Linked DNA regions of Homo sapiens: regions 1, 2, 3, 4, 6 and 7 are each linked to region 5. Evidence: chromatin contacts called from ENCODE Hi-C or POLR2A ChIA-PET data. All regions are on one chromosome and are shown on one strand. The core of a region is the stretch at or near the end of the contact, and the rest is flanking DNA. Distances in the headings are between cores, read along the strand shown. Region 1 holds the start of HDGFL2 (HDGF like 2). Region 2 holds the start of ZNF57 (zinc finger protein 57). Region 3 holds the start of ZNF555 (zinc finger protein 555). Region 4 holds the start of ZNF554 (zinc finger protein 554). Region 5 holds the start of HMG20B (high mobility group 20B). Region 6 holds the start of SIRT6 (sirtuin 6). Region 7 holds the start of SGTA (small glutamine rich tetratricopeptide repeat co-chaperone alpha).

Region 1 (4,130 bases), core at 359-2,858, 900 kb before region 5:
ACTCCCTGGGCCCGGGCCTGTCTCCATTTCAAGCATTGGGGTTGGACCACCCCACCCTCAAGTCCCTCCAAAACCAGCTTCTACATCCTCCTCCCCACAGGGGACCAATCCCCAGGGTCCCCCAACAGTCCCGATGCCAACTTCATTCTAAGGTCCAGTTCCCCGAGTCCCAGTGACCCCGTGAACAGAGCCCCGAGCCCCATTCCCCCACCCCCAGCCCCTCACTCAGAGGTCCCAGCTTCCCTTAGCCTTGACCCTCAACCTTCCCCCCTGACTGCCTCCTCCAACCCTGGACCCCTAGCACATGGCCCTCGGCCCCCCAGCCCCTCAAAACTGGGCTTCTCCAGGACCCACAAGGGAGTGCTTCAGCCCCCATATCTGACCCCAAATCTCAAGTTCCGCAGTTCTGCTCAAACTTGAACCTTGAGCCCTCAGGCCTGGGATCCCCAGGCCCTCAGGTGAGGGTCCCTCAGGTCCCAGACCCTCCCAGACACCCTGCGCACGGCTCCCTGAGGCACCCTGGACACCCCCAGACACACGAGGCGTGGCTCCCTCTGGGCCAGGGCAACCCCAGATCCCCATGGTGCAGCTCCCTCAGGCACAGAAGCCCCAGACCCCCAGAGCGCAGCTTCCTCAGGCCCAGGACCCCCAGACCATTGGCGCCGCAGCTCCTTCAGGCCCTGGACACCCCCCAGATCCCCACGGCGCAGCTCCCTCAGGTCCAGGACCGCCATTCCCCCAGAGTGAGAATTTATCAGGCCCCAGACCCCCAGGGCACCGCTTCCTCGGGCCCGGGACCCCCAGACCGTCGGCGCGCGGCTCTTTCAGGCCCCAAACACCCCCAAACCCCCAAGGTGCGACTCCCTCGGGCCCAGGATACCCCCAGACTCCCAGGGAGCGACTCTCTGAGCCCCAAAACCCTCATACACCAAGGGCGAGAGTCTCTCAGGCCGCAGACACCCTCAGAACCCCTAGGCGCGGCCCCCTGAGGCCCAGGGCCCCCAGACCCCGGGGCGCGGCTCCTGCAGGGCTTGGACACCCCCAGAACCCCAGGACGCAGCTCCCTGAGGCCGAGGACCCCCAGACCCCGGGAGGGGCTCCTGCAGGCCCAGACGGCGGGTCCTGCAGGATCCGAACACCACCAGACCACAAGAACGCGGCTCCCTGCAGCCCAGGACCCCCAGGCCCCGAGGGCGGGGCTCCCTGAGGCCCAGGATCCCTAGACCCCGGGGCGCGGCTCCGGCAGGCCCCGGACAACCCCAGACCCCTAGGGCGCAGCTCCCTGCGGCCCAGGACCCCCAGACCCCCAGGGCGGGGCCGCTGCGGGTCTCGGACACCCCCAGACCCCATGAACCCCAGACCCCCGGGGCGCAGCTCCTTCAGGCCCAGGACAACCCCGGCCCTCCAGTGCCCGCCTCCGGCCCGGGGCCCCCGCTGCCCCCCCCCCCCCCCCCACCGGCCCCATCTCCCGCGCGGCCTCACCCTGGCAGGCCAGTGAGGGTAGCCCTTCATCTTAGCGAACACCAAGTCCCCGGGCTTGAAGGCGTGTGGCATGCTGACGGCGAGAGGCCCAGGCCGCGGAAAGCGGCTGCAGCGGCGGTAGCGGCTGCGGCGGCGGCGGCGGCGGCAGCGGGAGGCGAAGCCGGGGGCGGGAGCGGGACGCCGAGGGGGCGGGGGAGGCTGTCTGGGCAGCCTGCCGACGCGCGCTTATTGGGCGTTGCGCCAACGGAAGTTCAGCCCTCCGGCCGTCACGGGCCGGCAAAGCCGTCGATCAGGACCACGTGCAGGGGACAGAGAAGGGAGGCGACCAATAAGAACAGAGGTTGGAGCACAGCAGTTAACGGGATTGGATAACGGACAGACCCAAGGGGCGTAACCCAGAGACTCTAATGGGAGGTTATGGGAGGTGAAAGGGAAAGGTGGGAGGAGACGAACAGACGCTCTAAGGGAGTGAAGGGGTGGAGCTTAAGGGAAAGAGGCAGGACATAGACCTCCACAAGAGAAGGGGATATAAGGAGGGCAGAACATTGGATACCGCAGAAAAGAAGGCCAATCACTTAACGCAATGGGCGGGTCATTGACAGCCTCTCCCGCTCAGGAGGAGAGGCTTAAAGTAGATATGCAAGCCATTGGATACCACAAGAGAAGCGCCTCAAGGTAGGGAGCAGGCATTGGCCATCACAAGAGGCGGGGCTTCAGCGGGAACGTCGGCCATTGGCTATCGAAAGAAGAGCGATACAACATAAAACAGGGACGGGCGATTGCCAGCTCGAGGAGGCGGGACTTAGAGGAAGGGGCAGGCTCCGGGGGAGCTCTTAGTATAAACAGCCACAAAATGCACAAAATAGTTATTTCTTCACTTAGTTAAAAACTTAACTGAGTACCTACTATATGCCAGGGCCCCAAAACGCCACACAGACCTATTCATTCATTCAAGAAAAATGTACTGAATACCGTGGGGCCGAGTCACTTGATTGTCCTGGGCTTCGCTCTCTGCACTTGGAAGATGGGGCCCATAATGATTGTGAGGACCCTGCTCTAGACTGAGCCCGGCAACAGGAAATACAGGAAGTATTAGAAGCTATAACTCGGCCGGACGCGATGGCTCACGGCTGTAACCCCGGCACTTTGAGAGGACGAAGCGGGCGGATCACGAGGTCAGGAGTTTGAGACCAAGCCTGGCCAACATGGTGAAACCCCGTCTCTACTAAAAATACAAAAATTAGCTGGGCGTGGTGGCACGCACCTATACCAGCTACTCAGGAAGCTGAGGCAGGAGAATCACTCGAACCCAGGAGCGGGGGGTTGCAGTAAGCCGAGATCGCGCCACTGCACTCCAGACTGGGTGACAGAGCAGAAAAAAAAAAGCTATAACTCTACCTTCCGGCAGGGCGTGGTGGCTCACGCCTGTAATCCCAGCACTTTGGGAGGCCGAGGTGGGTGGATCACGAGGTCAGGAGATCGAGACCATCCTGGCTAACATAGTGAAACCCCGTCTCGACTAAAAATACAAAAAAAATAGCTAGGCGTGGTGGCAGGCGCCTGTAGTCCCAGCTACTAGGGAGGCTGAGGCAGGAGAATGGCCTGACCCCGGGAGGCGGAGCTTGCAGTGAGCCGAGATCGTGCCACTGCACTCCAGCCTGGGCGACAGCGCGAGACTCTGTCTCAAAAAAAAAACAAAAACAAAAAACAAAACTCTACCTTCCAGGAATCAAGTATAACAGGGCCAAGAAATGTTAAGTTTTAAAATTTGTTGATGTTGCTGTGTTTTGTTTTGTTTTTTGTAATTAGGATCCATGGTAAGAACTAAAATGAACCAGGGTGCTTGAGGAAAAAAAGCTGAATAATGGAGACGACTTCTTCTCTCCTGGGGGATCACAGAGGGTTACTGGATGAAGTGAGTTTAACCAGACACTGGGAGAATGAATAGAAGTTGGACATGATAGTGAGGCGAGCCCTGGGAGGGCATGAGGAGCAGAGGGAAGAGCAAAAACAAGCGTCTGATCCTCACTTAAGGTCAGGAGTACGAGACCAGCCTGGCCAACATGGTGAAATCCCATCTCTAGAAAAAATACAAAAATTAGCCGGGCGTGGTGGTGGGCGCCTATACTCCTAGCTACTTGGGAGGCTGAGGCAGGATAATCACTTGAACCTGGGAGGCGGAGGGTGCAGTGAGCCGAGATCACGCCGTTACACTACAACCTGGGTGACAGAGCGAGACTCCGTTGCAAAAAACAAACGAGACCGGGCGCGGTGGCTCACGCCTGTAATCCCAACACTTTGAGAGGCCGAGGCGGGTAGATCACTTGAAGTCAGGAGTTTGAGACCACCCTGGCCAACATGGTGAAACCGCATCTCTACTAAAAATACAAAAAATTAGCCAGGCGTGGTGGCAGGCGCCTGTAATTCCAGCTACTCGGGAGGCTGAGGCACGAGAATCACTTGAACCCGGGAAGCGGAGGTTGCAGTGAGCCAAGATCATGCCACTGCACTCCAGCCTGGGTGACAGAGCGAGACTTTGATTCAAAAAAAAAAAGAAAAGAAAAGAAAAAGCAAACAAGCAAAAACAAGAACAACAACAGCAACAACAAAAAACCCATCTGATCCTAGGATGACTGTGTGTGAGTAGG
Region 2 (4,229 bases), core at 577-3,076, 670 kb after region 5:
GCAATACTCCTGGTGACAAACTGGAAACTAACCAGAATGGAACACGCCTCAGTTTTACAGGTTTTTGCAGAATTTGCATTAATCTCATGTCTAGCTGAACTGAAATGGAACACGATCACACACTGTCGCAAACTCTGCACCTTGTATGGAAGAATAACTATTATTTTTTGTCTGATTGCTTTGGCATTTGAAAAACTACTATTTTTATGAACATTTTAATCCATCTCTAGCTGCTATAAGATGTGGAACTGCGCACACTTTCTCTACAATTCTGGTGGGAGACAGAATATTCCTGAGAGACTTCCTTAGGCCATGCTTAGCCTGTACCCCACGATAAACAGGTGTTATCCTGACGGACCAGAAGGCAGAAAACACACTTGAACATTTTCCTATTGTCACTAAGGAGAAGAAAAAAGCCAAACAGGAGAACAGTACAGTACATTTACTGACACCGGCTGCCCGAATAAAGCTTTCACAGCATTAGTGATACCCTGCAACAAAACCCCCAGGGCAGCTAACTCCCACCGCTGAGGTCGTCCCCCAAACTGCCTCTGACCCCCAGGCCGTCCCTTGCCATCCCCCCAAGCTGTCCCCTGTAAGGTTCTCTGAGCTGGCCGCACCATGGTCAAGCCCCCCGCCCTTGTGATAATGTACTTTGTGATATTCCCCCGCCCTTGTGAATGTACTTTGTACGATACGTCCTCCTCGCCCTTGTGAATGTACCCCGCCCTTGTGACAATACACGCTCGCGCCCTTGTGAAGGTACTTTGTAATATTCCTCCCAGCCCTTGTGACAATACATCCCCCAAGCCCTTGTGAATGTACTTTGAAACATCGTCGCCGCCCTTGAGAATGTACTTTGTAACACCCACCAACTGTCCTCAAAAAAACTGCTCCTAACTCCGATGCCTGTCCCAAACCTATAAGGACTAATGATTGCCGGGCGCGGTGGCTCACGCCTGTAATCCCAGCACTTTGGGAGGCCGAGGCGGGCGGATCACAAGGTCAAGAGATCGAGACCATTCTGGCCAACATGGTGAAACCCTGTCTCTACTAAAAACAAAAATTAGCCGGGCGTGAGGGCGGGCGCCTGTAATCTCAGCTACTCCGGAGGCTGAGGCAGGAGAATCGCTTGAACCCGGGAGGCGGAAGTTGCAGTGAGCCGAGATCACGCCACTGCACTCCAGCCTGGCGACAGAGCGGGACTCCGTCCCAAAAATAAAAAAAATAAAAAAATAAAACCAATAATAATCCCATCACCCTTTGCTGAGTCCTTTCTCAGACTCAGCCCACTTGCACCCAAGTGAGTAAACAGCCTTGTGGCTCACACTAAGCCTGCTCAGGTGACCTCTTATACGGACACGCGTAACATCCCCAACCTGCTGACCGTCCCTTGCCGTCCCCCCAAACTGGTCCCTGACCCCTGACCGCCCCTACCGTCCCCCCAAACTACCTCCAGCCCCCCTCCTGCCCAGGCCTCCCCCTAAGTTACCCCCAAGCTCCTTGCCGCCCCTTCCGTCCCCCCAAACTGCCCCCAGTCCTCCAGCCCGGCCGCTGTGATGGCGTCCCCGGGTCCCAGGTGCTAGTCCTGCGCCGCCCCGCGCGTCCCTCAGCCAATCCCGGCCGCAGACTTCGGCGGACTCTGGTTCCAGCCGGTTCCCGTCGCTCCGACCGTCCCCTGGCTCTGCTCCTGCCTCGCACTCACCATGTCTCCCCTGCTCCTGGGCTCTCCAAGGCGAGCTCTCCGTGGCCTCGCGGCCGGCGCAGCTGAAAGGTACAGGTACTCCCGGGCCGCTCGTGGTAGGCAGGGCACGCGCGGCAGGGAGGACGAAACGTCCCGCCCTCGGGGCCTCGGAGCTCAGGAAGCGGCGCCCTGATTGGACAATCTCTAAGCCCCCGCCCTTTCAACGCTCTGAGCGGACAGCGTTTTGGACACGCCCCCTTCACCCCTGGGGCCTTCGATTGGACACTACTGCAAACCTGCAATCCGCTTCCCGGTGTCCGCCCCGTGCCTTGATTGGACAGTTTTCCGGACCCGCCCCCGGAGCACCTGATTGGAAGATAACTTCCGCGCCGCCCCGCCTCCTGTCGCCCGAGTGACCGGCGCGTAGCCAACGCTAGTGGCTGACCCGCCAGCGGTGGACACTCCCGTTTGCGCGAACTCGCTCTGGCCCGGGGTGAGCCCAACCTCTCCCCGCAGCTCGGCCGCGCCTCCCGCGTCCTTCTCCCGAACGGGCACGAGAAGTCCAGACTCAGTTTCCCCACGGAGCAGCCGGAGTGCTGCGTGGAGGGGAGGGGCGAGCGAGCGGCGTGGGTCGCGTGGGGTGAGCCCTTCGTGGGGCGGGGTCCTCAGCCGTGACGTCACCGCGCTGCCCCGCGTGGGCGCGGACCCCATGGAGGCCCTGCCCCGTGCTGGAGCACGTGCTGTCAGTGTCCTGATTTTTTTTTTTTTTTTTTTTTTTTTTTTTGAGGTGGAGTCTCGCTCTGTCGCCCAGGCTGGAGTGCAGTGGCGCCATCTCGGCTCACTGCAAGCTCCGCCTCCCGGGTTCAGGCCATTCTCCTACCTCAGCCTCCCGAGTAGCTGGGACACAGGCACCCGCCACCACGCCGGCTAATTTTTTTGTATTTTTAGTAGAGACGAGGTTTCACCGTGTTAGCCAGGATGGTCTCGATCTCCTGACCTCGTGATCGGCCCGCCTCGGCCTCCCAAAGTGCTGGGATTACAGGCGTGAGCCACCGCGCACGGCCAGTGTCCTGATTTTTTTACCCAAACGTTTCCCAGCCTCCTGTCCTTCCCACAGGCCCCTGCACTTTGGCTCGCCCCCGACATCTGAGCCTGCACTAAAATAAGGACCAAACCTCGAGTCACCTGATCCCGAAAATGGGCGGACCCCAGGGAGCCCCTATCCTGTCTGGCCTCGCTGGATTTGTTTTTTTGTTGGACATTGTTTTTTGTTTTATTTATTTTTTTATTTTGAGACGGAGTCTCACACTGTCGCCCCGGCTGGAGTGCAGTGGCGTGATCTCGGCTCACTGCAACCTCCGCCTTCAGGGTTAAAGCGATTCTCCTGCCTCAGCCTCCCGAGTAGCTGAGATTACAGGCGCCTGCCACCACGTCCGGCTAATTTTTGTATTTTTAGTAGAGACGGGGGTTTCACTATGTTGGCCAAGCTGGTCTTGAACTCCTGACCTCGTGATCCGCCTGCCTCGGCCTCCCAAAGTGCTGGAATTAGAGGCGTGAGCTACCGCGCCCGGCGGACATTCTTTAGATCAAGAAATCCGGGGCCGGGCATGGTGGCCCAAGCCTGTAATCTCAGCACTTTGGGAGGCCGAGGCGGGTGGATCACGAGGTCAGGAGATCGAGACCATCCTGGCTAACACGGTGAAACCATCTCTACTAAAAATACAAAAAAATTAGCCAGGCGTGGTGGCGGGCACCTGTAGTCCCAGCTACTCGGGAGGCTGAGGCAGGGGAATGGCTGAACCCGGGAGACGGAGCTTGCAGTGAGCCGAGATGGCGCCACTGCACTCCAGCCTGGGCAACAGACGGAGACTCCGTCTCAAAAAAAAAAAAAAAAAACAAAATCCAGGCCAGGCGTGGTGGCTCACACCTATAATCCCAGCACTTTGGGAAGCTGAGGTGGGTGGATCACCTGAGGTCAGGAGTTCAAGACCAGCCTGGCCAACATGGCGAAACCCTGTCTCTACTAAAATACAAAAATTAGCTGGGCCTGGTGGCGCGTGCCTGTAATCCCAGCTACTCAGGAGGCTGAGGCAGGAGAATCGCTTGAACCTGGGAGGCGGAGGTTGCAGTGAGCTGAGATCCTGCCACTGCACTCCAGCCTGGGCAAAAGAATGAGATACTGTCTGAAAAAAAAAATTAAATTTAATTTAAAAATAAAATTAAATAAATAAATTTGGGATAAACCAGTTAACTGTCTCTCAATCTCTCTCTCTTGTTTTTTTTGTGTTTTTTTTTTTTTGAGACAACGTCTTGCTCTGTTGTCCAGGGTAGAATGCAGTGACAAGATCATAGCTCGGCCGGGTGCAGTGGCTCACGCCTGTAATCCCAGCACTTTGGGAGGCCGAGGCGGGTGGATCACGAGGTCAAGAGATCGAGACCATCCTGGCCAACATGGTGAAACCCTGTCTCTACTAAAAATACAAAAATTAGCTGGGCATGGTGGCGAGCGCCTGTAGTCCCAGCTATTCGGGAAGCTGAGGCAGGA
Region 3 (4,073 bases), core at 1,562-4,061, 730 kb after region 5:
ACTAAAAATACAAAAATTAGCTGGGCGTGGTGGCGGATGCCTGTAATCCCAGCTACTCAGGAGGCTGAGGCAGGAGAATTGCTTGAACACAGGAGGCAGAGATTGCAGTGAGCCAAGTTCCTGCCACTGCACTCCAGCCTGGGCGAAAAGGGTGAAACTCCCTCTTTAAAAAAAAAAAAAAAAAAAAGAAAAGAGAGAGAGAGAAAGGAAAGAGGGAGAAAGAAAAAAAAGAAAAGAAAAGAAAGATAGATTAGGCAGGCATGGTAGCAGGTGCCTACAGTCCCAGCTACTTTAGAGGCTGAGGCAGGAGAATCACTTGAACCCAGTAGGCAGAGATTGCAATGAGCCGAGACAGCACCACTGCATTCTAGCCTGGGCAATAGAGCGAGACCCTGTCTCAAAACAAAACAAAACAAAAAAACAAAGTAAAGGGACACAGCCCTGAGGCAGCCCCTGTGTTCGGGGAAATCTGATCAGTGCCAGGGCCGGCATTGCAGAGGATAAACACTTTAATATAAGGAGCTGGGACAAATTGTCATCTAAACAAGAAAAATATCTTGTATTCTACCTATTTCAGGAACAACAAAAAATGTATTATAGAATTAAGGTAAGGGTACTGCAGTATTGGAAGCAGAACAGAATCATCCACCGTCAAAAATTCTCTACCATGTCAAGGAGAATAACATATTTTGGTAAATTTGTATAATTTATCTGCAACATGTTTCGTGGCAATGTATTCATTTTTCTGCACGTATGGTGGAAAGGAGATTTTCTCTGTTTCTCTGAGACTCTTCTCCCCAGTAACATTTTGAAGTTTAGGCCCTGGAATCCTATTTATTGTCATTCAAAAGAAAAGAACAAGGCTGGTCGAGGAGGGAGAATCACCTGAGCTCAGGAGTTCGAGACCAGCCTGGGTAACAGAATGAGACCCCATCCCTAGAAACAAAAAAATACAAAAGCTTAGGCATGGCGGCACACACCTGGAGTCCCTGTGTTCAGAAGGCTGAGGCAGGAAGATTGCTTGAGCCCAGGAGGTGGAGGCTGCAGTGAGCTGTGATCGCACCAGTGCACTCCAGCATGGGCAACAGAGCTCCCAAAAAAATAATAGTAATAAAAGAAAACAGAAAATAACAGATCTGAGAAACGACACACACTCCAGGGAATGTTTAACAAATGGAATGTAAGACACAGATTTTAATTTTTTTCCTGAAATTCACCCCGTTGGAAGTTTTTTTTTTTTTTTGAGACGGAGTCTCGCTCTGTCACCCAGGCTGGAGTGCAATGGCGCGTTCTCAGCTCACCGCAACCTCCGCCTTCTGCGTTCAAGTGATTTTCCCGCCTCAGCCTCCCGAGTAGCTGGGACTACAGGCACCCGCCACCACGCCCAGCTAATTTTTGTATTTCTAGCAGAGACGGGGTTTCTCCATGTTGGCCAGGCTGGTCCCCAACTCCTGACCTCAAGTAATCTGCTCCCCTCGGCCTGTCACAGTGCTGGGATGACAGGCTTGAGCCACCGCGCCCGGCCTGGAAATATTTTATCTTCCAACTTCTACTAATTAAATGTACGTTTCACTTCCTAAAAACTGCTGACTCGAAAAAAGGAAAATCTTTTCACAGTGACAAACCCAGGGAGGGGTCAAGTCTGGCCAGGCTACCACGACGGACGCCCTCCCACCCCCAACTCAGGTGTTGCCTCAGCAAGGAATCCCATTGCTAGTACTCAAAACAGAACTGAGAAACGTCTTCAAATCCACACTTTCTAGGGAACCGTGAAAGAATATATTTCCGTGGTTTTAGCCCCCTCGTTTGCAGTCAGTTGCTACAGCAGTCCGAGGACACTAATGCACCAGCCTCCCGGGCGTCCCCGCTGTGGGTCTGCGTGCGTTTGCTTTTGGGGTCCTCGCTCTCCCTTGTTTCTCTAGTCTTTTCAGTTACTTTTCTTCCTTGTGTGTGAGAGCCCAGGGACCAGGAACCCTTGTTTTTTTTCCCCTTACCTACCCCAGGCATCTTGGGGTCAGAGGGGACAAGAAGTCCTCAAGAAGGAAAACCGGGACTCAGGGGAGGAAACCTCGCACGCCCCAGGGGCTGCCTTTGCAGGTGGGGGCGTCTCCGCCCCCGCCGAGGCCCCACCGCTCCCGGGCTGTCCCGGGAGGAACCCAGGGTCCCCCAGAGACCGCGGCCGGAGGCGCGGGGCCTCCAAGGAGCTGAGCCGCGGGAGCGCGAGCGGAGGCGGCACCGACCAGGGACCCGCACCCCAGGAGGCACCGCGGCGTCGGCCCCAGGGCGGGTCCCGGGGGAGCCTGGACCGCACCTCGGGGTCTCGGGCGACTCTGCCTCCCGCGGCCCGGGGGTCCCGAAGCCGCAGCGAAACGCTCCGAGGCGTCGCGGCCCCGGGCGGGGCGTGGGGGGTCGGGAGCGCAGGGACGCGGGGACCCCGGGACGACGGGGACGGAGTCGGGCTCCGGGCGCCGCTCCCCGCTCTGCAGCCTTGGGGCCAGAGGCGGGCGGGGACCCGGAGCTCGGAGCGCCCTAGCCGCGACCTCAGCGCGGGAGGCGGGGCCGGGCGGGACCCCCGGGGCCCAGGCTCCCGTCCTGCGCCGCCCTCGCCGGGGCCGCCCCCCGCGTCCCTCAGCTCCCCCCAAGCCGCGGTCTCGGGCGGTCGCCGGTTCCTGCTGCCCCGCACCGGGATCCTCTCCTGCGCCACACTCACCATGTCCCGGGGCGATTTCTTCGCTACCGGCGCAGGTGAGCGCGACAGGAACCGGGACGCCAGGGACCGCTAGGGGCAGGCGGGGCACTCACGGCTAGGACAGAGGCGTCCCGTCCCAGGGGCCTGATTAGACAGAGCTCGGGAAGCCGCGCTTCTGATTGGACAGTGCTGCCAACGTCGGCGACTCTGATTGGAGAATTCCCCAGTCCGTCCCCTGGCGCTGTAAATTGGGCAGTTCCCCGGATTCCGATTGGGCGTCCCTCATTGGATACTTGTCTCGGCCCCGCCCCCGCCCGTCCTGACTGGGTAGTTCCCTAGGGCCCACCCCCTGCCGGTGAGTGACGGGAGCGTTGCGAACACGCGTGGCTGTCCCGCCCTGCGGGGACACTGGCTTCTGGGCGAACTGGTTTCAGCCCGGGGCGGAATCGCCCTCTCCCCGCAGTTCGGGCGCCCCGCCCGCGTCCTCCTCCGGGACGGGCGTGGGAACTCCAGACTAGTTTCCTCACGAGGCGACCCCTTGTCCGGACAGGAGGTGGATGCAAGCGGGCGGCCCGGGCCTGGCAGGGCGAACGGGGGCTGGGCGCCGGGTCCGAAGGGCCGAGACCTACGTGGGGGCGGGACCCGCAGACGTGACGTCATCGCGCTGCGGGCGACATGGAGACCCCGCCCAGGGGGCTGCGAATCCGGAGACCCGGTCTGGGGGAGGCCGAACCCAAAGCCTGGCAGGGGGCAGGAGCTTTGCTCAAATCAACCAGAAGATATGAGATGTTCATTAAAACCCTCACATTTGGCTGGGCGCAGTGGCTCACGCCTGTAATCCCAGCACTTTGGGAGACCGAGGTGGACGGATCATCTGAGTTCAGGAGTTTGAGACCATCGTGGCCAATATGGTGAAACCCTTTCTCTACTAAAAATACAGAAATCAGCCCGGCGTGGTGCCGGGCGCCTGTAATCTCAGCTACTGGGGATGCTGGGGCAGGAGAATTGCTTGAACCCGAGAGGTGGAGGTTGTAGTGACCCGAGATCGCCCCACTGCAGTCTAGCCTGGGCGACAGAGTGAGACTCCATATTAAAAAACAAAAAAACTCTCAAGTTCATATTTTAAACTCTAAGGAAAATGTTTTCAGATCATTTTTTTAAGTACATCCCCCCAAAATTTGGAAGATTGAAAAGCTGGCCGGGCGCTGTGGCTCACGCCTGTAATCCCAGCACTTTGGGAGGCCGAGGCGGGCGGATCACCTGAGGTCAGGAGTTCAAGACCAGCCTGCCCAACATGGCAAAACCCTGTCTCTACTAAAAATACAAAATTAGCCGGGCGTGGTGGCGCGCACCTGTAATCCCAGCTAGGGAGGCTGAGGCAAGA
Region 4 (4,031 bases), core at 1,074-3,573, 750 kb after region 5:
TAAACCCAGCTACTCAGGAGGCTGAGGCACGATAATTATTTGAACCTGGGAGACAGGGGTTACAGTGAGCCAAGACTGTGCCACTGCACTCCAGCCTGGGCAATGGAGCAAGACTCTATCTCAAAAAGAAAAGATAAGGAAAAGAAGAAACAAAAGCTCTCAGGAAAAATCCTTCCGCCTCTTCCAGCTACTGGGGTCATGAGTATTGTCCTTATAAGAGAAAGAGACAGCTGGACTAGGTGACTCACGTCTGTAATCCCAGCATTTTGAAAGGCCAAGGCGGGCAGACCACGAGGTCAGGAGTTCGAGACCAGCCTGGCCAACATGGCAAAACCCCCGTCTCTACTAAAAATACAAAAATTAGCTGGGTGTGGTGGCGTGCACCTGTAATCCCAGCTACTCGAGAGGCTGAGGCAGAATTGCTTGATCCTGTGGGGTAGAGATTGCAGTGAGCCGAGATCGTGCCACTGCACTCCAGCCAGGTGACAGACCGAGACCCCATCTCAAAAAATAAAAATAAAAACAAAAAAGGAGAAAGAGACACAGGGAAGAAGGCCACATGATGATGCAGGCAGAGCTTGGAGTGATGTGGCCCCAAGCCAAGGGACACCAACTATGGCAGGCCACCCCCAGAAGCTGGAAGAGACAGAGAAGATCCTCCCGCCAGAGCCTTCAGAAGCACCACGGCCCCACCACATCTTCATGTTGGGCTTCTGGCCTCCAGACTTGTGAGAGAATAAATTTCAAGCCTCCCCCTGCCCCCTGGTTTGTGGTGCATTGTCACAGCAGCTCCAGGAGGCTCATGTAAGAACCAAAGGCGCCGGGCGCAGTGGTCACTTTGGGAGGCCGAGGTAGGTGGATCACCTGAGGTCAGGAGTTCGATACCAGCCTGGCTGGCCAACATGGAGAAACTCTGTATCTACTAAAAATATAAAAATTAGCCAGGCGGGGTGGCGTGCACCTGTAATCCCAGCTACTTGGGAGGCTGAGGCAGGAGAATCACTTGAACCCACGAGGTGGATGCAGTGAGCCGAGATCGTGCAACTGCACTCCAGCCTGGGCAATAGGGCGAGACTGTCTCAAGAAAAAAAAAAGAAGAAGAAAAAGAAACCAACCTGTTTGGGTAGGGGAGAGTTCAGGGAGGTTGGGGTTGCTAGAGCAGCAGAAAGGTCAGCTGCCTCCCTCATTCCTCAACATGGGTGGTGGGTATAAACAGAATAGACCCTTGCAGCTGCGCGGTGGCTCACGCCTGTAATCCCAGCACTTTGGGAGGCTGAGGCGGGTGGATCACCTGAGGTGGGAGTTCGAGACCAGCCTGGCCAACATGGTGAAACCCCGTCTCTACTAAAAATGCAAAAATTAGCCGGGCGTGGTGGCATACGCCTGTAATCCCAGCTACTTGGGAGGCTGAGGCAGGACAATGGCTTGAACCCGGGAGGCGGAGGTTGCAGTGAGCCGAGATCATGCCATTGCACTCCAGACTCCGTCTCAAAAAAAAAAAAAAAAGGACCCTTGCTGTCTTATCACCAGGACAGCGGTGCTAACGTATAAGTGAGGTCTCTCCCTCAGGGCGCTGTGGACACTGGAGCCTGGGTCATTCTCTGGGCTGGGCAGGGTGCTGAGTTGCATCCCTGGCCTCCACCTACTCCATGCCAGGAACTGCCCCCAGTTATGACAACCACAGACGTCCCCAGACATCGCCCGGTGTCCCCTGGAGGGCAGGACCGCCCCTCGCTCAGACCCTCTGATGTGGCCTCACTGCAGTGCGAGCGTGGCAGCCCCTCTCTGCCTTTAGGGTAGAGTCAATGCGTCTTCTCCCTCTCCTTGCAGGCTGGGCCTCGGAAAGCTTATGCGTCTCTCACCCAGGGGCGTTTTCACAGGGCAAGGGCAGACCGTGCCATCCTGGGCGTTGGGGCCCTGGGCGAGCTGCCGGCTCCCGACCCTCCCGTGGGGACCCTATCGCGACAGGGTCATGCCCCGGCCACCCGGCCCCGCCAGACCCAGCCCCACCAGAGCCCCGGCAGGCCCGGCACGGAGGTCGCGGCGCGGGAGGCGGCGGCACTTACGGCTGAGCTGCCGGGAGCCGCGCGCGCCGGCCCAGGTGGGCGCAGGTGACCATCGGGGCGCGCGCTGAGGCGCCAGACAGGGCCCCCGAGGCGGGAGCGCCCCGTGCAGGCCGGCCGGCCTCCCCTGCGTGTCCCTGGGACGCCTCCTCCGCTCGGCTCCTCGGCGCTCGGAGCGGACGCCCCCCGCAGGCGCCCCTCAGGAACTCGCCGCAGCCGCCGCCACCAACCCCGACGCGCGCAGAGGTAAACTCGGCACTGCGCCTGCGCACCCCGAACCTGCGAACTACAAGTCCCAGCAGGCCCCGCAGCGCGGCGCTGGGCTCCTGACTCTCCAACCTGGGTCACAGCGCCGCCTCCGGGCGGGCGGCGTCTCCGCAGGACCACGATGCCCCTGCGGCTGTTGGATCCACCCCGTGTGGTTCGCTGGAGTCCCCGGGTGTTGTGGGGTTCGCGGAGCCAATCCTCAAATCCCAGCTCCGTCGTTTCCCGGCGGCTTGCCATTGGATATTAATAACTACTATTATTTATTAAGCAAGTTATATAAACGTATAATGTATTACATACTTATTAAAATGATTGCTTAAGTAATTGTTGTTTGTTTTTGAGACTGAGTTTCGCTCTTGTCGCCCAGGCTGGAGTGCAATGGCATGATCTCAGGTCACTGAAACCTCCGCCCCCTCGGGTTCAAGCGATTATCCTGCCTCAGTCTCCCAAGTAGCTGGGATTACGGGCGTGCACAACCACACTCGGCTAATTTTTTATATTTTTGGTAGCGACGCGGTTTCACCATGTTGGCCAGGCTGGTCTCGAACTCCTGACTTCCAGTGATCTGCCCGCCTTGGCCTCCCAAAGTGCTGGGATTACAGGCGTGAGCCACCACGCCCAGCCAAATTAAATTATTGTTTAAATATTTATTTAATATTCTACTGATTGTTATTTATGAGAAATTAAAATAGTAAAACTACTATAATTAATATACTGTTGTAGGATACAACAAATTCCTCTTCAAAGGTTTTAGCCTGTAAATTGTTAAGTACAATCAGTTATGAGCTCCTCTCCAAAGAACCAATGTTTCCGTATATTCAGCTCCCCTGTTCTTTTTTTTTTTTTTTTTGAGATGGAGTCTCGCTCTGTCGCCCAGGCTGGAGTGCAGCGGCGCGATCTCGGCTCACTGCAAGCTCCGCCTCCCAGGTTCACGCCATTCTCCTGCCTCAGCCTCCCAAGCAGCTGGGACCACAGGCGCCCGCCACCACGCCCGGCTAATTTTTTTGTATTTTTAGTAGAGACGGAGTTTCACCGTGTTAGCCAGGATGGTCTCGATCTCCTGACCTCGTGATCCGCCTGCCTCAGCCTCCCAAAGTGCTGGGATTACAGGCGTGAGCCACCGCGCCCGGCCACCTATTCTTTGTTCTTCATTTTAAACTTTAACTTCCTCGTTCTTTTCGTTTCCTTGCCCCTAGTTTCAGTAAACAACCCCTCCTAGCCCCTATCACCTGCTCTGACCTTAGTCACCCTTGGTCACCTGCTCTGACCTTAGTCATCCTTGGTCACCTGCTCTGACCTTAGTCATCCTTGTCACCTGCTCTGACCTTAGTCATCCTTGGTCACCTGCTCTGACCTTAGTCATCCTTGGTCACCTGCTCTGACCTTAGTCATCCTTGTCACCTGCTCTGACCTTAGTTATCCTTGGTCACCTGCTCTGTTCTTAGTCACCCTTGTCACCTGCTCTGACCTTAGTTATCCTTGGTCACCTGCTCTGTTCTTAGTCACCCTTGTCACCTGCTCTGACCTTAGTTATCCTTGGTCACCTGCTCTGACCTTAGTCATCCTTGGTCACCTGCTCTGTTCTTAGTCACCCTTGTCACCTGCTCTGACCTTAGTTATCCTTGGTCACCTGCTCTGTTCTTAGTCACCCTTGTCACCTGCTCTGACCTTAGTCATCCTTGGTCACCTGCTCTGACCTTA
Region 5 (3,955 bases), core at 1-2,500:
CCAGGGGTGAGGGGATCTGAGGAACTATGGGCCGAGGTTTGAGTACAGGGTTGGCGTTGACTTCGGTTGTGGGCGTGGCCTCTGCTTGGTGGGCGTGGTTTTCTGCTGGAGAACGGGCCCACAGGACCAAGGGGAGGGTGCCGCCCCCAAGGAGTGGAAGTGGGCGGGACCTTAGAGTGGGCAGAGCTGGCATTGTGCGGTGGGCGGGGCCTGGACTTAGAGTGGCAGAGGACCTGTCAGGGGCGTGGCAGCTGGCACGGGGCGGGGTCTCAGCTTCCAGAGGAAAATGGGCTGTGGGCGGAGCCACAAGCAATTCAAATCCAGCCTGGGGCGGGGCTTCGAGGCTGGGGCGGGAGCCCGGGGCCTCCCCCAGCTCAGCGCAGGGACTCTCACCTCCTCCTCGTGGGACCCCTTCTCGCCCGCGCGTGGACCCTCGCCGCGCTCTTGCTTGACAGTCACCACGAAGCCCCCATGCTGGCCCGGAGCCTTGCCGCCCGCCGGCCTGGAGCCAAGGATACCGCGGTCAGCCCCGTCCCAAGAATCTCCCCTCCCCCAAAAGCCCACCCCAGGGCGTTTTGACCCCCGACGGCGGGGCTGCAGCGAGAGTGCATGAGCCCGAGGAGGCAGGGTCTGATGGGGTCAGTATCCGGGGAAGGTGGGACAAGCGGGGCTCCTGGGAGGGACTGGAGGCCGAGGTGGGGGGTGCAGAATTGGGTGGAGGGAGAAGCCCCCTGACCCAGGTGGGGGAGTCAAGACTCCGGCGGGAGGGACTGGGTCAGGGGTTCAGGAGCTAGGGCTGCAGCCGGGAAAGTAGCGAGGGCGTGGGGAGGGGATCAGTGCACTCACGCGGCGGCCGCGCCGGGCTGCTTGGGGCCGTGGGACATGGCCGCTCCGGGCCGGACCTGGAACACGGACGCGGGCGGAGGTGAGTAGCGCCCGGGCTGCCCGATGGCAGACCGCGAACTGGGGTACCCCGCGATGGAGAGCCCCGGGATGCCGGGCCCGGAGCGCTGGGGGGGCCGGATCCAGGGGCAGGGAAGTCCTCGAGGGCGGGCGCCCCAAGAATCCTTTGTTGGGCGATTGCCCCCCCCGGGAGGCCTGGGCCGGTTTCCCCCGGGCCAGGAAAGACCCCGGCCCGGCCCTGGGACCCCTGCACCCCCGCCCCCTCTCAGGGCCCGGAGTTCCGCGGCTGTTTTCACCTCCAAAGAAACTTTCCCGGACCTCCCGACTGCGCGACGCTCCAACCAACCGCCCGCAGCCCGCCCCCGTCGGCCGCCCCGCCCCTCCCCGCCCCCGGCATGCTAATGAAGGCCTCGGCGAACGGTCCCATTGGGTGAGACCTTCCCCCCGGGCGAGCCCATGCAGATACCGATCGGCGCGCCGGCCGGCGATTGGTTGGGGAGGTTGCTGAGTCGCGTGGGAGGTTGGTAAGGAAGGCTGCGGGCGGTGCGTCAAGTTCGGCTGCGCTCGGCCGCGCTCGGGACCAATCGGGAGCGAGTGGCGGACTTGCCGGGCGGAGCCTCTTAAAGGGCCAGTAGGAGAGGCGCGGACTCCTCCTCCCTCTCTGAAGGCAAGACTCCCAGCCGCTGCCGGATGGGGCGACCGGCGGATCCGGGTCGGGCCCCGCCCCGGTTGCCATGGGGACGGAGGTGGGTTGCTAGGGTTAAGGTCCTGCGAGGCAGTCCCCAGCCCTAGGCAAGGTGGGACCTGTTCTTAACATCCTGCAAAACCTAGCGGAGAAGTTTCCTATGTATTTACTCAGTTTAGAGCCCCCGACGTCCGGATCCGAGGGCTTCTGGCCATAGGGGCTGCTCTCCCTCTGGGGTCTCGGCTTTCCCCCCTGTGCAACGGGGACATCACACGATATCCAGGACAGAGAGACTGGGATGCTGGGAAGCTGAGAACTGGGTGTGGGTCAGGCAGGGGGTGGGGTTGGGAGCTGGGCTGGAAGTGTTTGGGGAAAGATGGTGGTGAAGGGAGATGGCAAGGACTTCGTGAGGATGGGTCAGGAGGCTCCGCTCTGGTGGATCAGGGACCTCCCAGCAGCAGTCTAGGCTTCTGGCCCAAGTTGGGGCTGCTCACCTCCTCTTTTGTTTTTGAGACGGAGTCTCACCCTGTCGTCCAGGGTGGAGTGCAGTGGCTGGATCTCGGCTCACTGCAACCTCTGCCTCCCGGGTTCAAGCAATTCTCTGCCTCACCCTCCCGAGTAGCTGGGATTACACGCGCCTGCCACCACGCCCGGCTAATTTTTGTATTTTTAGTAGAGACAGGGTTTCACCATCTTGGCCAGGCTGGTCTTGAACTCCTGACCTCGTGATCCACCCGCCTCGGCCTCCCAAAGTGGTGGGATTACAGACGTGAGCCCCCACGCCCGGCCCACTTCCTCTTCCTCAAGTCCGCTTAAATGTCACTTGCTCAGCCAGGCCTTCTCTGATTTTTTTTTTGCCTCCATAAGTCGGCTTCTCCCTGTGGCCTGCCTGTTTGGTTCACAGCATTGCCCATGGTGGATGCTCAATACACATTCATTGAATCCTTCAGATGTCTAGGAGGCAGATGCAGCTGCTTTGGAAAACAGACTGGCATTTCCTCAAAGGGTTAAATAAATGTGGAATCACCATGCAATTCAGCAGTTCACTCCTAGGAATATACTCCAGACAACTGAAAACAGGTGTTCAAACAAAAGCGTGTACACAAGCGTCGGTAGCAGCGTGATTCATAATAGCCAAAAAGTGAAAACAACTCAAACGTCTGCTAATGATGCATGGATCGATGACGGGATATATCCTTACAACAGAATATTATCCGCCATGGGCCGGGCGCAGTGGCTCACGCCTGTAATCCCAGCACTTTGGGAGGCAGGCGGATCACTTGAGGTCAGGAGTTCGAGACCAGCCTGGCCAACATGGTGAAACTCCAGTTCTATTAAAAATACAAAAACTAGCCAGGCGTGGTGGTGCACGCCTGTAATCCCAGCTACATGGGAGGCTGAGGCAGGAGGATCCCATGAACTGGGAGGCAGAGGTTGCAGTGAGCCAAGATTGTGCCACTGCACTCCAGCCTGGGCAACAGAGCAAGACTACGTCTCAAAAAAAAAAAAAAAGAATATTATCAGCCATAAAAAAAAGGAGCGAGTCTCTGACACAAGTCACAGCATGGATGTACCTAGAAGACATCACACTCAGTGAGAGACGCCAGACACAAAGGTCACACAGTGTGTGATCAGAATGTTCAGGAAAGGCCCATCCACAGAGACAGGAGGGGGACGTGTGGGTGCCAGTGGGTGGGGAATGACCACTGAGAGGGATGCGGTTTTCATTTGGGTGATGAAAGTATTTTACAATTTGATTTCAGTGATGGCTGCGTGACTCTGGAAATATATTACAAACCATGGAATTGTATGCTCTAAATGGGTGCATTATATGTGAGTTAAGTCTCAATAAGCCCATTGTCCTAAGATGCAGCCCGGGGCTGAGGAAGAGGAGCTGGCCCTGGAATCTGGACGGTTCCACACGCCAGACCTGGCTCTGTTGCTTAATCAGCTCTCTGACCTCCCAGGCCTCCCCTGTGTCTCTCTGCTCACTTAAAAATAGTCTAGGTGAGGCTGGGTGTGGAGCCACCCCTCCCGGCCATAGTCAATAACAATTTAATTGAACATTTATTTTATTTTGTTTATTTATTTTATTTTATTTTATTTTATTTTTTTGAGATGGAGTCTTGCTCTGCCGCCCAGGCTGGAGTGCAGTGGCACCATCTCGGCTCACTGCAACCTCTGCTTCCCGGGTTCAAACGATTCTCCTGCCTCAGCCTCCCAAGTAGCTAGGATTACAGACATCCGCCACCACGCTCGGCTAATTTTTTTTTTTTTTTTTTTTTTAGTAGAGACAGGGTTTCACCATGTTGGCTAGGCTGGTCTTGAACTCCTGACCTCAGGTGGCCGCCCGTCTCGGCCTCCCAA
Region 6 (4,146 bases), core at 1,647-4,146, 610 kb before region 5:
CCAAGGAGTAGGGGTTGGCATGGCCTCTACCTGTCCACCTATCTACTCGTGAATTCTCCAAGCCACCCTTCCACGCATTTACCACCTATGCACTCACCTGGACATCCATCCTCCCACCTAAGCACTGTATAACCACCCACTGGCCACCACCCACAAACCCACCCACCCAATTCATGTTCTCATGGTTCTTCATCACCCTTTAATCAGATTTCACCCACACATCCATCCACCCACCCAAACACCTACCAACTCCCACCATTCATCCATCCACTCATCCACCCATCCATCCACTTATCCATCCCTTCATCCATCCACCCAACCACCCATCCATCCATCTGCCCAAGCATCCATCCATCCACCCATCTGCCCACCCAATCACACACCCATCCACCCATCCACCCACCCACCCATCCACTCATCCATCCACTTATCCATCCCTCCATCCACCCACCCAACCACCAATCCATCCATCCACCCACCCACCCACCAGTGCATCCATCCACCCACCCACCAGTCCATCCATGGATCCTTCCATCCATCCATCCATCCACTTATCCATCCCTCCATCCATTTGCCCAATCACCCACCCATTCATCCATCCACCCATCCATCCATACATCTACCCATTCACCCATCTACCAAACCACCAATCCACCTATTCGCCCCCCATCCATCCACCCACCCATCCATTCATCTACCCCTCCACCGGTGCCCATTCACTCACTACCTACCCTTTTTTCTTCTACCTCTGACTGGAGGATTCAATCACACCCAAAGCAGGGGGTAATAAGACACCCAACAGAGGAGTTCACAGGCTGCTTGGGAGAAGACAATCCGTGGGCTTGGGGGAGGGAGAAACGCCTGCTAAATTTAGGAAGCTGCTTGCTGGAAGAGGTGATGGTAAATAAGAAGGGCCTGATGGCCGGGTGGGATGTTGAGCACCTGCCTTGGAGGAAGCTAGGCAGGGCACAGGCCGGCAAGTGGGAAGTGCGTGGGTGAACGAGTGCATGTGTGTGTCAGGGTACCTGGGTAGCTCCGCAGCCTGGCTAGGACTCAGCACGGCTTCTTTCTCCCACATACAAGGGCTCAGGGGCCTGGGGCCATAAGGGGATCCTCCGTCCTGGGCCTCTCCCACCTCCTTCCTCCCCTACCTCCTGCAGCTCCAGTGCCCCGAGCTCCCGGCCACAGTGCCCACTGCCGGCTCCGGTTACCCACTCCCAGCTGGGCCACGAGCAGCTCCAGCCGCTCCACTCTGACACCTGATCGGCTCTGAGCAGGCGGCCGCCCCAGGGGGCCGGGGATGAGCCGAGGGAGGAGACAGGCTGGCAGCGGACTGCCTGTTGGCCAACTGGCTCTGGCGGGAAGACACCCACGATCTTCCCTATCATCACTGGACTGATTTCAGTTTCTGGAAGGAGCCATGCTCTTCCTCTTTCTCAGCCTTTGCACTTGCTGTTCCCCCCACCAGGAACATTCTTTCTGTACTTCATGTCACCCCAACCGGCTCTACCTGACTCATGCACTCTTTATTTATTTATTTATTTATTTTTGAGACGGAGTTTCATGCTTGTTGCCCAGGCTGGAGTGCAATGGCGCGATCTCCGGCTCACCGCAATCTCCGCCTCCTGGGTTCAAGCAATTCTCCTGCCTCAGCCTCCCGAGCAGCTGCGATTACAGGCCACCACACCCAGCTAATTTTGTATTTTTAGTAGAGACGGGGTTTCTCCATGTTGGTCAGGGTGGTCTCGAACTCCCAATCTCAGGTGATCCACCTGCCTTGGCCTCCCAAAGTGCTGGGATTACAGGTGTGAGCCACTGCGCCCGGCTCACTCACTTTTTAGATCTTTGCTGCAACATCCCCTCCTCCAGGAAGCCCTCCCGGATGCCCCCAGCCTGGGTCAGGTGCCTCCTGTGAGCCCCCTCACTGCCCTGTGCCCTCTGCATCACCCATTGCACCCCAACCACACCATGTCACCATTACCTGGTCACATGTTTGTGTCCACCCGCAGCCACCAGGGCATAGATGGTACCACCTTTGCTCTCCAGTGTGCCCAGTACAAAGTAGGTACTCAACACATGATTCTTAAATGAGTCCTCCAGGCCACCAGCCCCATTGACCTTGAGCAGGACCTGTCCTGCAGAATGCAGAACCTCCAGTTGGATGATACTCAGATAACTTGGCCGGACGCAGTGGCTCACGCCTGTAATCCCAGCACTTTGGGAGGCCGAGGCGGTCAGATCACCTGAGGTCAGGAGTTCGGGACCAGCCTGACCAACATGGAGAAACCCCGTCTCTACTAAAAAATACAAAAATTTGCTGGGTGTGGTGGCGGGCGCCTGTAATCCCAGCTACTAGGGAGGCTGAGGCAGGAGAATCGCTTGAACCCAAGAGGCGGAGGTTGCAGTGAACCGAGATTGCGCCACTGCACTCCAGCCTGGGCAACAGAGCGAGGCTCCGTCACACACACACACACACACACACACACACACACAAATGAGATATTCAGGTAACTCTGCGTGGCATTCAAAACCCTTAGGCTGGGGTCCCTGCTGTCCGGCTCTGTCCTTACGGAATTTACTAATCCGTAAAAGGGGTTGTGGGGACATGGATAGCCTGTGTCCCGCATTTTAGAGGTGACTGGAGAACTCTCACGTAGGCGGCCGCCCCAATTTCCCGCCCGGGTCATCGGGGAGCCCCTTCCCAAGCCCCGCAAACACCTGCATGCAAAGAGGCAGGCTTCCTTCTGACAGCAGATAACATGTCGCCTGCGGCGTCAGCAAGAGGCGCATGCGCCTTGCCGTGGGAGGCCGGGTGCGCAGGACTGGAACGCGGTTCCTCCTTCTTCCCCGCCCCGCCCCGCTTCCGGCGGAAGCGGCCTCAACAAGGGAAACTTTATTGTTCCCGTGGGGCAGTCGAGGATGTCGGTGAATTACGCGGCGGGGCTGTCGCCGTACGCGGACAAGGGCAAGTGCGGCCTCCCGGAGGTGAGCGCGTCTGAGGGTCCCGAGCATCGCGCCCCAGGGCCGCGGGCTGGGAGCGGCCGGATGGCAGGGGGGCATTGTGGGAATATCAGGGGGCACTGAGGCTAGACAATGGGAGGGACTTCCCAGTGAGGAAGGGGCGGGAAGTGACGCCCCTGCGCGCCGGGGGACGCCAACACGCCCAACTCTGTGGTCACCCTGTCGGGGCTGATCGGGGAGAGAGGGGATGTAGTTCCAGGAAGAGGGGACGACAGGCGCAAAGGGAGGTGGGAATAAACACACCTGGAGAACGATTAGGCCTGGGAGGTTTCCAGAGCCGGGCCAGGACGGGGCTCAAATGCCAGGCTGGGGAGTTGGCACTTTATCCTGAGGGTGATGGGGAAGGGTTTTGCCCTGGCGAGGGGACTGGACAGAATGTGCCAGAAAGATCCCTCCAGCCACTCAGAGGGGAAGTGGAGGGATCGGCTGCCCCCTCCACGCACTGTGGGACTTTGGGGAAGTCACTTCCCTTTTGGGTCTCCATCTCCAAACTTTCTGCAAACGAGGTGAAGATGGCCCCATTCCATAAGGCTGGCCCATGCATTCTGACTCATGCATTTAATGAGCGCTGATGGTGTGCGCCCGTCCAGAAGCCCCACTCTTCACTGCTGCTGTTAGTCACTTTATTATTATTATTATTATATTTTTGAGATGGAGTTTCTCTGTCGCCCAGGCTGGAGTGCAGTGGCGCGATCTCGGCTCACTGCAACCTCCGCCTCCTAGGTTCAAGCGATTCTCCTGCCTCAGCCTCCTGAGTAGAGTAGATGAGACTACAGGCACCTGCCACCACGCCTGGCTAATTTTTGTATTTTTAGTAGAGGCGGGGTTTCACCATGTTGGCCAGTCTGCTCTTGAACTCTTGATCTCAAGTGATCCACCCACCTTGGCTTCCCAAAGTGCTGGGATTATAGGCGTGAGCCACCATACCCGGCCTGTTAGTCACTTTATTCCACCAACATTTATAGAGCACTTACTGTAGCTCAGGCACTTTCTAGGTACTAAGGCCACAGCCAGGAGCAACACAGATTAAAAACCCCTCCTTCTAGTAAGGGAGACTGACTAGGGGTTGCATGGAAACCAGTTGGCCAAGGGAGGCATCACTGTCACTGAAGTGACATCTAAGCC
Region 7 (3,827 bases), core at 1,090-3,589, 790 kb after region 5:
TCCAGCCACCTCGGCCACTGAGGCCGCCTGCCTCGGCCCAACCGCCGCCACCGCCGCCACGGCCGCCTGAGGACCAAGGGGCCCGCCGCCCGCGCTCCCGGGGCATGCTGGGGCGGCGCGCGCACAGGGAGGGCAGGACGCACGCGCCCCTGAGCCCCGCCCACAGCTAAAGGAGGAGGGCCGGGAGTGCGCTGGAGCCCTCTGCGCACTCGCCGTAACCCTCCCGGTCCGTTATTGGTCTCGGCGGTGCGTGGGCGGAGCCTCTTGCTCTACCATTCCAGAGCCGCTGGGGTGGCTAGGACGGACGGTTTCCTTGGAAACCGCGCACGCCGCTGACGCCTCTGAGCCTCTGCGCGGCTCATTGCGCTGAGACTTCGCTTGGGCTTCAGGCTACCGCGTTAATGTGTACTTGCCTCGCTTCTTATAGCTGTGTGTTGGGCCAGTGTTATTATTGATCGCTTACTGTATATCCCAGGCCCACTTTCCAGCATCTGAATCCGACGAATCAATTAAATTAACCAGAAGTTTTGGTGCTTTGGTTGTTTTTGAGACGGAGTCTCGCTCTGTCGCCCAGGCTGGAGTGCAGTAGCAGCAATCTCGGCTCACTGCAACCTCCGCCTCCCTGGTTCAAGTAATTTTCCTGCCTCAGCCTTTCCAGGAGCTGGGACTACAGGCGCCAGCCCCCACCCCGGCTAATTTTTGTATTTTTAGTAAAGAGGGGGTTTCACCATGTTGGCCAGGATGGTCTTGATCTCTTGACCTCGTGATCCGCCCGCCTCGGCCTCCCAAAGTGCTGGGATTACAGGTGTGAGCCACCGCGCCGGGCCAAGTTTTTTTTTTTTTTTTTTTTTTTGTCAGAAACAAAAGCAAGTAAACGGATTCATGTCAAATAACAGGTGTTGTGGAACAGTGCAGTAGCCTGACCTACATGCAGTGTTGTGGGTTAAAACAAAAAACATCTTGAACCATCTGTCTTGAACTGTTAGGGCACCCAGAAAAAACAATGTACTACAATTAAACTGGCAAAAACCAAAACAACCGACCTCCTTTCTTCCCTTTTTTTGTTTTTGTTTTGTTTTCTTTTGCTTTGGAGGGGCTGGAGGGAGTCTCGCTCAGTCGCCCAGGCTGGAGTGCAATGGCGCGATCTCGGCTCGCTGCAACCTCTGCCTCTCGGGTTCAAGCGATTCTCCTGTCTCAGCGTCCCGAGTAGCTGGGACTACAAATGCCCGCACCACGCCCGGCTAATTTTTGCATTTTTAGTAGATACAGGGTTTCACCGTGTTGGCCAGGCTGGTCTCGAACTCCTGACATCAAGTGATCTGCCCCCTGGCCTCCCAAAGTGCTGGGATTACAGGCGTGAGCCACCACGGCCGGCCTCACCTCCTTTATTTCTGCAAAAGAAATTAAAATAATCCACGCCATTAATCGTGCATGTATTTTGAGTAGGACGAAAATGAATTGGGAGAACATTTCTGGCAACTGTAACTTAGATGGTGATCAGTTTTCTGTCGTCCTTGGAAATGTCTCATCACATGTCTTGAGCAACACCAAGATTAATTTTACATCGGCGTTCATTTTCGCTGTTCCCTGTGCCTGGGGTCCGTTTGGACTTTCCTATCCTTGAAATCCAAATGTAAAGGATGATCTTTCCTACCCATCCCATGCGACTTAGCTCCCAGTGACAATCACACTACCTTCATTTTTTTTTTCTTAGTGTTTGCTGTGAAATTTGTTTCTCTATTTATGTACTAGTTTATTAGTTTATAGTCCGTCTACCCCAATGCAAAATAATGAGAGTAGACACTTTGCTGGTTTTTATGGCTGCTTTGCAATAAATATTGAATGAATATTAGGCACCTGCTGTCTACAAATGGCTCTATACTCACAAACGTCTCACACTGCATGAAAGAATGCATTTGTGGGTGAGTAGATGGGTGGGTGAATAAATGAACAAAGATAGTAAGCGGGTAACACTGACTCCCATTCATTGCGCAGCTGTGACGCTCTGGAGTCCAGGTGTCCAAACGCGGCTGCACCACGTGGCCGGCCCAGCACCACGTGGTCAGCTCGGCGACCGGCTGGAGTCAGCCACTGTTCCACCGTGCACCGCTTCATTCCCGCTCTAGAGGGCAAACCAGACCCGATTTCCGGCCTCCATTAGGTCGCAGAGGTCAGTTGCCCTAACAACCAGCTGGTTCCCGCCTCTACGTTGCGTCACTTCCTTCCACGCCCGCCTCCATCATTAACGCGCCTGTGCAGAAGGGAAGCAACTCCGGGCGCCTTTCTTTTGCGCAGGCGTCGCGCCCTGGGGCCGGGGCCGGGCGGCACCGCGGTGCGCAAGCGCAACCGTCGGTGGGTCGGGGATCGGTCGCCTGAGAGGTGAGTGAGGGGCACTGCGCTGAGCCTGGTGGGTCTGGGGTCTGCGGCTCGGGGCCCACGGGGCCCCAAAGCTCGTAAGAGTTTGGGGATCGTGAGGCCAGGGTCACCGCGACCCGCGGGGTCCTGTGAGTAGGCGGTGCGGAGGGGAAACTGAGGCCGGGCGCCATCGGGCAGGCCCTTCGAGCCCTGATCTCCCTTCCCCAGGCCCCAGGTCCTGGAAATGCTGGTCCGCGGCCTGGTGGCGAGGACGGCGGGAGGGGAAGGCGCCCCGCATGTAGTGAGCGCTCGCTGGGTGTTCGCTGCCGTTCCGCTCTTATTAACCGCCTGGAAACGTCGTCCCTGTGACTCAGGGACCCCCGTTTGTGGGGACTGAAGTCGGAACTCTGGTTCCAGCGCCGCCAGTCCCTACCTGGGTGACCTTGCCCAGCCTCTTGGCTTCTCGGAGCCTCAGTTTTCCCCTCTGTAAAACGGGCGTTGTTCAAAAGTCCCTGCCTAGGAGAAGGAGAGCCGCAGGGTCCAGCGGAATCTGAGAACTCCAAAGAATTAGCAGGCGTTCGTCTTATATCATGTTTAGAGTCTTCTTCTGCATATCGTGCTAGAGGTGGGGGAAATCTGGGATTCAGGACCGTCCACCACCACCTCCCACCCGCTGTGTAAACCTGGGTGAGTCGCCTTCCCTCTCTGAGCAAACTGTTCCTTCTTTCGCAAACGAGTTGTAAAAGCAGATGCCTCGGAGGGTCATTATGAGGATAAACCCACATTCAATTATTTGATCAGGTGCCTGGAACTTGATAAGAGAGAGCTGGCTTGAGAATAGCTGTTTTTGTTATTAGGTGCCAGAAAATTGCAGTGTAGTGTGCCCTTCAGAGGTTGAATGATTGTCCCATTTTCTTTTGTTTCTGTCTCTGATTATTCCTTTTGTCTGCCTTTTCCCTCCCTTGACCAGTGGTTCTCAACCAGGAACAATTCTGTGCCCCAGGGATTCTTGGTGACATTTGTGCTTGTCATGATTTGGGGGACCCCCTGGTTTGGAGTTGGTGGAGGCCAGGGTTGCTGCTCGGCACCCTGCAGTACCCAGGACGGCCTCACCCCAGAAAATGATCCAGCTTTAAATGTCAATAATGCTTTAAAAACCCTACCATACGGGCTGATGACCTGAGGTCAGGAGTTCAAGACCAGCCTAGCCAACGTGGTGAAACCCCGTCTCTACTGAAAATATGAAAATTAGCTGGGCATGGTGGTGTGCACCTGTAATCCCAGCTACTCAGGAGGCTGAGGCAGGAGAATCCCTTGAACCCAGGAGGCAGAGGTTGCAGTGACCCAACATCATGCCACTGCACTCCAGCCTGGGCGACAGAGCGAGACCCTGTCAAAAATAAAAAAAAAAAATCTACCCTAGATCAGTGATTCTTCACCAGCATGGGCAGCTGGGACTGTGTGGGCCCGGG

Evidence for each region. Hi-C counts contacts between places; a loop is a spot of excess contacts on that map. ChIA-PET counts read pairs that join two places held with the same protein, here RNA polymerase II (POLR2A). Pooled maps may share reads with other maps.
Region 1: a map with no recorded cell type shows a loop between it and region 5 (9-fold over the local background). The contact joins the promoter of HDGFL2 here to the promoter of HMG20B in region 5. A Hi-C loop is called at or near these places in 1 of 37 single-sample maps with no recorded cell type and 8 of 50 pooled maps. POLR2A ChIA-PET finds 5 or more read pairs at or near these places in 1 of 52 experiments (HepG2).
Region 2: a pooled map shows a loop between it and region 5 (6-fold over the local background). The contact joins the promoter of ZNF57 here to the promoter of HMG20B in region 5. A Hi-C loop is called at or near these places in 2 of 50 pooled maps. POLR2A ChIA-PET finds 5 or more read pairs at or near these places in 2 of 52 experiments (T-cell and activated T-cell).
Region 3: a pooled map shows a loop between it and region 5 (8-fold over the local background). The contact joins the promoter of ZNF555 here to the promoter of HMG20B in region 5. A Hi-C loop is called at or near these places in 5 of 50 pooled maps.
Region 4: a pooled map shows a loop between it and region 5 (11-fold over the local background). The contact joins the promoter of ZNF554 here to the promoter of HMG20B in region 5. A Hi-C loop is called at or near these places in 5 of 50 pooled maps. POLR2A ChIA-PET finds 5 or more read pairs at or near these places in 2 of 52 experiments (HCT116 and MCF 10A).
Region 6: a pooled map shows a loop between it and region 5 (19-fold over the local background). The contact joins the promoter of SIRT6 here to the promoter of HMG20B in region 5. A Hi-C loop is called at or near these places in 1 of 37 single-sample maps with no recorded cell type and 11 of 50 pooled maps. POLR2A ChIA-PET finds 5 or more read pairs at or near these places in 1 of 52 experiments (WTC11).
Region 7: a pooled map shows a loop between it and region 5 (10-fold over the local background). The contact joins the promoter of SGTA here to the promoter of HMG20B in region 5. A Hi-C loop is called at or near these places in 2 of 37 single-sample maps with no recorded cell type and 7 of 50 pooled maps.

What each region holds. Positions count from the first base shown.
Region 1 is chr19:4,469,775-4,473,904 of GRCh38, reverse strand. HDGFL2 (HDGF like 2) reads right to left here and starts at 1,608. Exons shown (of 16, transcript NM_001001520.3): 1 at 1,483-1,608. The coding sequence starts at 1,554. RefSeq lists silencers at 1,413-1,472, 1,503-1,682 and enhancers at 2,183-2,532, 2,793-2,962.
Region 2 is chr19:2,898,525-2,902,753 of GRCh38, reverse strand. It overlaps ZNF57 (zinc finger protein 57), which reads right to left and starts at 1,826. Exons shown (of 4, transcript NM_173480.3): 1 at 1,706-1,826. The coding sequence starts at 1,708. RefSeq lists enhancers at 1,629-1,778, 1,638-2,209 and a silencer at 2,389-2,438.
Region 3 is chr19:2,840,213-2,844,285 of GRCh38, reverse strand. ZNF555 (zinc finger protein 555) reads right to left here and starts at 2,811. Exons shown (of 4, transcript NM_152791.5): 1 at 2,711-2,811. The coding sequence starts at 2,713. RefSeq lists silencers at 2,431-2,480, 2,521-2,820, 3,041-3,230, 3,241-3,350.
Region 4 is chr19:2,818,160-2,822,190 of GRCh38, reverse strand. ZNF554 (zinc finger protein 554) reads right to left here and starts at 2,323. Exons shown (of 5, transcript NM_001102651.2): 1 at 2,067-2,323. The coding sequence starts at 2,119. RefSeq lists an enhancer at 1,219-1,912 and a silencer at 1,845-2,284.
Region 5 is chr19:3,570,239-3,574,193 of GRCh38, reverse strand. HMG20B (high mobility group 20B) reads right to left here and starts at 1,250. Exons shown (of 10, transcript NM_006339.3): 1 at 1,200-1,250; 2 at 847-902; 3 at 394-502. The coding sequence starts at 884. It overlaps LOC124904618 (a long non-coding RNA gene), which reads left to right and starts at 377. Exons shown (of 2, transcript XR_007067101.1): 1 at 377-1,649; 2 at 2,539-3,407. RefSeq lists silencers at 984-1,073, 1,094-1,143, 1,164-1,303 and enhancers at 1,484-1,573, 1,468-2,035, 2,036-2,604.
Region 6 is chr19:4,181,313-4,185,458 of GRCh38, reverse strand. SIRT6 (sirtuin 6) reads left to right here and starts at 2,896. Exons shown (of 8, transcript NM_016539.4): 1 at 2,896-2,985. The coding sequence starts at 2,920. It overlaps ANKRD24 (ankyrin repeat domain 24), which reads right to left and starts at 2,770. Exons shown (of 22, transcript NM_001393985.1): 1 at 2,719-2,770. RefSeq lists enhancers at 2,713-2,762, 2,833-2,922.
Region 7 is chr19:2,781,785-2,785,611 of GRCh38, reverse strand. It overlaps SGTA (small glutamine rich tetratricopeptide repeat co-chaperone alpha), which reads left to right and starts at 2,339. Exons shown (of 12, transcript NM_003021.4): 1 at 2,339-2,379. It overlaps THOP1 (thimet oligopeptidase 1), which reads right to left and starts at 109. Exons shown (of 13, transcript NM_003249.5): 1 at 1-109. RefSeq lists silencers at 1-282, 313-422, 2,368-2,417 and enhancers at 1,908-1,977, 3,474-3,573.